Linked DNA regions of Homo sapiens: region 2 is linked to region 1. Evidence: read pairs that join two places in POLR2A ChIA-PET (ENCODE). Cell type or tissue: Caco-2. All regions are shown on one strand. Each heading gives the region's core, and the rest is flanking DNA. Links, peaks and the distances in the headings are about the cores only.

Region 1 (4,524 bases), core at 731-3,230:
AGGAATTAAGAAATGAAGACTGAAACTAAAAGGAGTAGAAGGGCAAATGAGTACCACAAATAAAGCCTTAAGAGAAACAGACTAGGAAAAGCAGGCTGTTGAGGCTCATGTCTGCGGTCACAACTACTCGGGGACTGAGGAGGGAGGATCGCTTGAGCCCAGGAGTTCAAGTCCAACCTGCGCAAAACAAGACTCTTATCTAGAAAGAAGGGAAGGAAGGAAAGAAGGAAGGAAGGAAGGAAGGACGAGAGGGAGGGAGGGAGGGGAAGAAAGAGAGAGAGAAAAAAAGAAAGGAGGGAGGGAGGAAGAAAGGGAGGGAAGGGGGAAGAAAGAAGAAAGAAAGAAAGAAAGCAGAAAAAATTTTAAACCAAAAAGAAATGTTGAAGCCAAAAAAAAAAAAAGTCTAGAGAAAATTATAGCTATAGAAAATAGGCAAATAAGATTCAAGATACATACAATAGGAATCCCAGAAGAAAACCAAAGCAATGAAGCAGAACAAATAATAATTATAATTCAAGAAAATTTTTCTGAAATAATAAAATAAAATAAAAAATTTTTAAACTGAGTAAAGAACACCAATCAACAAAAGAAAACCAATCGACAATCCCCCCTGCCAAAAAAGAGGGGATTAAAGGTATCATATGAAGGTATTGGGGGAGGGTTGCCACAAGAATAAAAACACAAAGGTTCTCAACAACAAAATCTACACTAAACCAAGAAAGAGTAACGTGGCCCCGCCAGCACATCCCTCTAAGGCTGCAAGTCCTTGAATCCCCTTCTCTATAAGGTTCCTGGTAAGAGTTTAACAATGAGACGGGTTTTCTTTTTTTTTTTTCTTTGAGATGGAGTCTCGCTCTGTCTCCAGGCTGGAGTGCAATGGCGCGATCTCGGCACGATCTCTGCTCACTGCAATCTCTGCCTCCCAGGTTCAAGCAATTCTCCTGCCTCAGCCTCCTGAGTAGCTGGGATTACAGGCATGTGCCACCACGCCTGGCTAATTTTTGTATTTTTAGTAGAGGCTGGCTTTCACCATGTTGACCAGGATGGTCTCGATCTCTTGACCTTGTGATCTGCCCATCTCAGCCTCCCAAAGTGCTGGGATTACAGGCATGAGCCACCTCACCCAGCCTAGAGAGGTTTTCAAAAGACGTATAGTAGGCTGGGTGCAGTGGCTCACACCTGTAATCCCAGCACTTTAGGAAACAGAGGGAGGAGGGTTGCTTAAGGCCAGGAGCTCAAGACCAACCTGGGCAACATAGCGAGACCCTGTCTCTACCAGAAAAAAAAAAAAAAAAGAAATCATAAAAATAGCCAATTGTGGTAGCATAGGCCTGCCTGTAGTCCCAGCTACTCGGGAGGCTGAGGTGGGAGGATCATCTGAGCCCAGGAGTTGGAGGCTGCAATGAGCTACAATCACGCCACTCCAGTCAGCCTGGGCAACAGAGTGAGGCCCTATCTCTAAAAAAATATTTTTTTGGCCAGGCACAGTAGCTCATCCCTGTAATCCCAGCACTTTGAAAGGGTGAAGCAGGCAGATCACTTGAAACCAGGAGTTTGTGACCCAACCTGGCCAACACTGCAAAAACCTATCTCTACAAAAAACACAACAAATTAGCCGGGTGTTGTGCGTGCCTGTGGTCCCAGCTACTCGGGAGGCTGAGATGGGAGGATCGCTTGAGCCCAGAGGTTGAGGCTGCAGAGAGCCGTGATCATGCCACTGCACTGCACTCCAGCCTGGGTGACAGAGTGAGATCCTGTCTCAAAAAGAATTTTTTTTTTTTTTTTCTTGAGATGGAGTCTTGCTCTTTCACCCAGGCCGGACTGCAGTGGTGCTATCTGGGCTCGCTGCAATCTCCGCCTCCCAGGTTCACGCCATTCTCCTGCCTCAGCCTCCCGAGTAGCTGGGACTACAGGTGCCCGCCACTGCGCCCGGCTAATTTTTTGTATTTTTAGTAGAGATGGGGTTTCACTGTATTAGCCAGGATGGTCTCGATCTCCTGACCTTGTGATCTGCCCGCCTCGGCCTCCCAAAGTGCTGGGATTACAGGCGTGAGCCACCGTGCCTGGCCAAAAAGAAATTTTTTTAAACTAAAAAATTAAAAACCATATCCATCTGAGTTTGGAGAGGAAAGCAGGGCCACTCCATGCATTCCAGAGAAAAAGGGGCTTACTATAGAAATCAGTGCTTCCATAAATGCAGGAGGAGCTGGAGGGTGGGGCTGGGGAAGGTGTGGGAAGCTTGCTGCAGTCCTCATCAGCAATCACATGGGGTCAAGTGCCTGCAGAAGGCAAACAGGCAACGGTAGCTGTTGCAACAGAACGCGATGGTGAAATACAGAGTTTGCATCCTGTGAAGTTGGTGGCCTCCTCCTATTGCACCGGAGAATTTGCTGGGGGAAAAAAATAGGAGCTCAGGGTTTTAAATATCCAGTTCAAGACCTAAAGTACCAGAAACCCTCCACTGGTGCTTGAAAAGAAGTCCATATCTCTTGTAGCCACAGAGTTGAGAGATCAAAAAAATAAACAAATCCAAACTCTGATCCCCTGGGTGGCAAAATAGAATCAAGTTCAACTACTACACTTGAACTCAGGGCCGCAAGTTTCTCTTCTGTGAAAGTCAGGGCACTGACGGGGAAAGAGTGGATCCCTGAATGGTGGAACGGATTCCATTTGGGAAGATTCTAATCCTAGGGTAGACTCTTCCTCAAGAGCCCCTACCACCTCCAGCTTCTAGATCGAAATCCCGGTGAGCTCCAGGAATGTGGCCACAAAATCTGACCCAGGAAGATGTACTATACACAACAAAAGAATTGCAAGCTATTTCCGGTTCATACTGGCAGAAACCTAGGAAATCTGTAGGGGAACAAACCCTAAGGGTGTCAGACCGGCGGGGTGGGGGAAGAAAGTAATGCCGGGTCAGGCTTAATTATTTTGATATGGTGCACTCACCAGAGATTCTGAGCTCCACGTGTCCACTCAGCACCTGGGAGTGGCTCTCAGAGTTGGCCCATTCCATCAACTGAAACCTGGAGCAGTGGTGACCCATGTTTTTATTTATTTATTTATTTGAGACAGAGTTTCACTCTTGTTGCCCAGGCTGGAGTGCAATGGCACGATCTCTGCTCACTGCAACCTCTTACTCCTGGGTTCAAGCGATTCTCCTGCCTCAGCCTCCTGAGTAGCTAGAATTACAGGCACCCGCCACCATGCCCAGCTAATTTTTGTATTTTCAGTAGAGGCAGGGCTTCACCCAGTTGGCCAGGCTGGTCTCGACCTCCTGACCTCAAGTGATCCACCTGCCTCGGCCTCCCAAGTGCTGGGATTACAGGCATGAGCCACCATGCCAGGCCTTGTTTTGTTTTTTGTTTTTTTTTTTGAGATGGAGTCTTGCTCTGTCACCCAGGTTGGAGTGCAGTGGCACAATCTCAGCTCACTGCAACCTCCATCTCCCGGGTTCCAGCAATTCTTCTGCCTCAGCCTCCCAAGTAGCTGGGACTACAGGTGCCTGCCACCACGCCTGGCTAATTTTTGTATTTTTAGTAGAGATGAGGTTTCACTATGTTGGCCAGGCTGTTCTCAAACTTCTGAGCTCAAGTGATCCACCCACCTCCATTCCCAAAGTGCTAGGATTACAGGCATGAGCCACTGCACCCAGCCCAGTGGTGACCCATTTTAAATGAAGATGGGATTCCAGGACTTCTTTGGAATTCCGTGGAGCAGAGTTTTTCTACTTCAGCACTATTGATATTTGAGGCCAGATGGCTCTTTGCTGTTGGGGGAGGTTGTGGGGACCTTAGCAGTATCCCTTGCCCACTCAATGCTAGAAACGTACCCCTCCCAGCCATAACAACCAAAGATGCCTCTGGACATTGCTAAGTGTCCCCATGGGGGGCAAAATCTCCCCTGATTGAGAGCCACTGCAGTAGAGAAAGGTGTCCAAAGAGTAGGGCCAAGCACAGTGGCTCACACCCAGAATCCCAGCACTTGGGAGGCCAAGACAGATGGATCACTTGAGCACAGGAGTTTGAGACCAGCCTGGGCAACAAGGTGAAGCCTCATCTCTACAAAAAAATGGAACAAATTAGCCAGGTGTGGTGGTGCGCACCTGTGGTCCCAGCTACTCAGGAGGCCTGAGCCCAGGAGGATGAGGCTGCAGTGAGCTGTGATCACACCACTGCACTCCAGCCTGGATGACAGAGAGAGACCCTGTCTCGAAAAACAAACAAACAAACAAAACCAAAACAGAAAAAAAAAAACCCAGAGTTAAGGAGAGGAATACTGGAGTGAATGTATCATGTACAGTCTACTCTGTTGTTTTTTTTTTTTTTTTTTTTTGAGATGGAGTCTAGCCCTGTCACCCAGGCTGGTGTGCAGTGGCGCAATCTCGACCCACTGCAACCTCCACCTCCTGGGTTCAAGCAATTCTCCTGTCTCAGCCTCCCAAGTAGCTGGGACTACAGGCTCCTGCCACCACGTCCGGCTAATTTTTTAAATTTTTAGTAGAGACAGGGTTTCACCATATTG
Region 2 (4,524 bases), core at 1,144-3,643, 140 kb after region 1:
GCCACTGCACTCCAGCCTGGGAGACAGAGTGAGACTCTGTCTCAATAAATAAATAAATATATATATATATAAATATATAAAATATTATCAATATCAAACTGGTGAAAGTTAACTCCTTTTAAAAACTAGACAAGTTTCCTCAAATTATCACACGATCCAGCAGTTCCACTTCTGGGGCTATACACAAAGGAATTGACAACAGGGTCTTTTTTTTTTAAGATGGAATTTTGCTCTTGTTGCCCAGGCTGGAGTGCAGTGGTGTGATCTCGACCCACTGCAACCTCCACCTCCTGGGTTCAAGTGATTGTCGTGCCTCAGCCTCCTGAGTAGCTGGGATTACAGGCGTGCACCACCACACCCGGCTAATTTTTTGTATTTTTAGTAGAGACGGGTTTTCACCATGTTGGCCAGGCTGGTCTCAAACTCCTGGCCTTAAGCAATCCTCCCACCTTGGCCTCTCAAAGTGCTGGAATTACAGGCATGAGCCACCGTGCCTGGCCACAAGTTAACTATATAAATGCAATAGTCTCTATAAAATCCTGTAGTGAAATCCTATGATTTTGTGTTATCTTGGCATTCATTTTTAATCTTCCTCTAACACACCTGAGCTCCTTTTAAAATGCTTACTTTCTCTCGTTGTGCTTTGAATGAAATATAAATTTGCTACCCTGGTTTCTCAAAAACTCTGTAAGGGCTTCAGCTATAACTTGTTCCATTTACAGTGGCATAATTTAGTCTAACTGTCCTTTTAAACCAGTGAGTTTTGCCTATCTTGTGGCTAAAATTTAAAAATCAAAGCTATAAGATTTGTATTTATGTTTGTTTGTATTTGTATTAATACATGTGTATACATGTCTGTTGGTATACTGTCTACTTGGTACCAAACTGACTTACAAATAAGCAAGTCCTCATTATTAATAAGCCAAAGGCTGGGCGTGGTGGCTCATGCCTGTAATCCCAGCACTTTGGGAGGCCGAGGCATGTGGATCAGCCAAGGTCAGGAGTTCGTGACCAGCCTGACCAACATGGTGAAACCCCATCTCTACTAAATACAAAAAATTAGCCAGGCGTGGTGGCATGCGCCTGTAATCCCAGCTACTTGGGAGGCTGAGGTAGGAGAATCGCTTGAACCTGAGAGGCGGGGGTTGCAGTGAGCCAAGATCACGCCATTGTTACACTCCAGCCTGGGTGACGAGCGAAACTCCGTCTCAAAAAAAAAAAAAAAAAAAAAAAAAAAAAAGCCTAAATGCTTTTCAAGTTCACATGACTTTAGTAATCTTTGATAAATGAAACTAGTTTTAAAACTGTTGGTGCCCAGGCATGGTGGTTCACACCTGTAATCCCAGCACTTTGGGAGGCCGAAGTGGGAGGATCGCTTGAAGCCAGGAGTTTGAGACCAGCCTGGGCAACACAAGACCCTACCTCTATTTAAAATTTTAAAAACTCACAGAAAGTAGTTAGATGAAAAATAAAAGGCTAAAAAATAAAATGAAATAAACTTAATAACTTCTGGTAAAATAAGATAAAAATATCTGCAGAATTTCAAACATTTCTGCCTGGGTCTATAGGTCAGAGTAATTTATACAATCTTGGTTAGATGTTTTAAGGTCATAAAACTGTTGCTTCTGTGATTTTTGTTTCTTGTTTTTTTTTCTTTTTGTGAGAGAGTCTTGTTCTGTCGCCCAGGCTGGAGTGCAGTGGCAGGATCTCAGCTCACTGCAACCTCTGCCTCCCAGGTGCAAGCAATTCTCCTGTCTCCGCCTCCCAAGTAGCTGGGATTACAGGTGTGCACCACCATGCCAGTTAATTTTTTTTTTTTTTTTTTTTGTATTTTTAGTAGAGATGGGGTTTCACCATATTGGTCAGGCTGGTCCCAAACTCCTGATCTCAGGTGATCCACCCACCTCAGCCTCCCAAAGTGCTGGGATTACAGGTGTGAGCCACCATGCGTGGCCACTTCTGTGATATTTTTAATACTTGTTTGTCTGTGACGTCATGTCTTTGGTTTTGAGCTTTTAGATTCTAGGCTTTAGGCAGGTGGCCATGGTAAGTCCTGGTGACATATGCGTGTCCTCAGTGCCTAGGCCAGCAGCTGCTGAGCAGAGCTAAGCCCAATATCGTCCCATCCTCCCTGGCCCAGCTCTGCCTCCTGACCATGCTGGGAGGGGTTGGACCCTCCAGCCATGTCCTCACAGCTCTGTCTCTGTCTTGGGCTATGAACCTGGTACATAACAATTAAAATTGCTTACCCCCTAGGTTTTTCACTGGAAATCAGAGTTACTAAGAGTTAAAACTATAGTTAATACATGTAATTAAAACTACTGGCAGGGCATAGTGGCTCATGCCTGTGATCCTAGCACTTTGGGAGGCTGAGGCAGGCGGATTTCTTGAGCCCAGGAGTTCAAGACCAGCCTGTGCAACATGGCAAAATCCCATCTCTACAAAAAAATACAAAAATTAGATGGGTGTAGTGGTGCATACCTGTAGTCCTAGCTAGTAGGGAGACTGAGGCAAGAGGATGGCTTGAGCCTGAGAGGTTGAGGCTGAGGTGAGCTGTGATTATACCACTGCACTCCAGCCTGGGCAGCAGAGTAAGACCCTGTTAAAAAAACACACACACAACCCAATAAGAAAAACCAGATAAAAGAAAAACAAATTCTGTATGCAAAGTGTACAGAGAAAATAGGGTGTGTTTTTGGTAAGGAGGGTTACAAAAAAACATGAGAATGCAGTTTTGTTAAAGGAAAAGTAATTTTGTCTAGTTTACAGGTTATTTAAAGGTTGTTTTAAATTGAAAAAGTGAAAAATAAAACAATAGATATAGAAAGTTGGAGAAACAGACTCAAAAAGGTTTTTGTAAGAGGTTATAAAAGGTTTGTGGAAATCTTGTGTGGTCAAAGCTGATTAAGATTGGATGAATCTATTTTTGTTTTGTTTTGTTTTGTTTGAGACGGAATCTCGTTCTGTCACCCAGGCTGGAATGCAGTGGCACAATCTCAGCTCACTGCAACTTCTGCCTCCTGGGTTCAAGTGATTCTCCTGCCTCAGCCTCCCGGGTAGCTGGGACTACAGGTGTGCACCACCTTGTTCAGCTGATTTTTTGTATTTTTAGGAGAGACAGGGTTTTGCCATGTTGGCCAGGCTGGTCTTGAACTCCCAGCCTCAAGTGATCTGCCAGCCTCAGCCTCCCAAAGTGCTAGGATTACAGGCATGAGCCACCGTGCCTGGCCTGGACAGATCTATTTTTAAGCTGTTATTAAAATTAGCTTTAGGCCGGGAGCTGTGGCTCACGCCTGTAATCCCAGCACTTTGGCAACAAGAGTGAAACTCTGTGTCAAAAAAATAAAATAAAATGCAATAAAATAAAATCAGCTTTAACATACAGTAATATACCGATGCAAGGATAGAACTTGTTTTCTTTTGAACAAGATTTTCATGTGGTATTAATAAGAAATAGTAAATTTTGTCTTCACCTTTTGAGTAAACCGACAAAAAAAAAGGCAGGGGGGTCAGCATGTCCCTCTTGCTGTCTTTGTTAGGTCTTTTGATTGTTTAGAAAACTCAATCTCCTCTCTATCAAAAAGTAAAGATTTTGCTTTCTGACATCTTTTAATTGTCATTTTGGCTAAATGAATGACTATTGTTTTACCATGACCCGTAATCCTATTTTGATCAAGTGTTTTTTTGTTTTTTGTTTTGTTTTGTTTTGTTTTTTGAGACGGAGTCTTGCTCTGTCACCCAGGCTGGAGTGCAGTGGCGCAGTCTCGGCTCACTGCAAGCTCCGCCTCCCGGGTTCACGCCATTCTCCTGCCTCAGCCTCCCGAGTAGCTGGGACTACAGGCGCCCGCCACCACACCCAGCTAATTTTTTGTATTTTTAGTAGAGACGGGCTTTCACCGTGTTAGCCAGGATTGTCTCCATCTCCTGACCTTGTGATCCGCCCGCCTCAGCCTCCCAAAGTGCTGGGATTACAGGCGTGAGCCACTGCGCCCGGCCTGATCAAGTGTTTTAAACCTTTCTTATTTTGATATCAAGTGTTTCAAACCTTTTATACGTAACAAACTTCCCAAAATCAAATTTCAAATTCTAAATGCAGTCTGGTTTTGACCTCAAACTAACTTTTGGACGTTCCAAATAGGGCCCCTCCTACCCCCTCCCTGTTAAGTCATTGTGACAGACGAGGTCTGAAGATGCAACCGCACTTAGAAAGTCTTTTCCCCCAGATCGGCCGGGCGCAGTGGCTCATGCCTATAATCCCAGCATTTTGGGAGGCCGAGGCTGGTGGATCACGGGTCAGGAGTTCAAGACCATCCTGGGCAACATGGTGAAACCCTATCTCTATTAAAAATACAAAAAATTAGCCAGGCGCGGTGGCGCATGCCTGTAATCCCAGCTACTTGGGAGGCTGAGGCGGGAGAATCACTTGAACTCGAAGGGCAGAGGTTGCAGTGAGCTGAGATCGCGCCACTGCACTCCAGCCTGGGGGACAGAGTAAGACTCTGTCTCAGAAAAAAAAAAAAAAAG

What was found. ChIA-PET counts read pairs that join two places held together with the same protein. Peaks named below come from ENCODE experiments on the same cell type or tissue, not always from the same donor. Only the 100,000 strongest peaks of a DNase experiment are listed, where the experiment ranks them.
Region 2: POLR2A ChIA-PET joins it to region 1 with 10 read pairs; 3 of 35 experiments call an interaction of 5 or more read pairs at or near these places.

What each region holds. Positions count from the first base shown.
Region 1 is chr11:69,025,957-69,030,480 of GRCh38, reverse strand. No RefSeq gene overlaps it. Among named protein-coding and RNA genes, the nearest start is that of MRGPRF, 15 kb to the right of the region's middle. In Caco-2, for the core only: no CTCF peak of the experiment used is centred there; a DNase peak (open chromatin) is centred at 2,280.
Region 2 is chr11:68,884,775-68,889,298 of GRCh38, reverse strand. No RefSeq gene overlaps it. Among named protein-coding and RNA genes, the nearest start is that of MRPL21, 17 kb to the left of the region's middle. In Caco-2, for the core only: no CTCF peak of the experiment used is centred there; no DNase peak of the experiment used is centred there.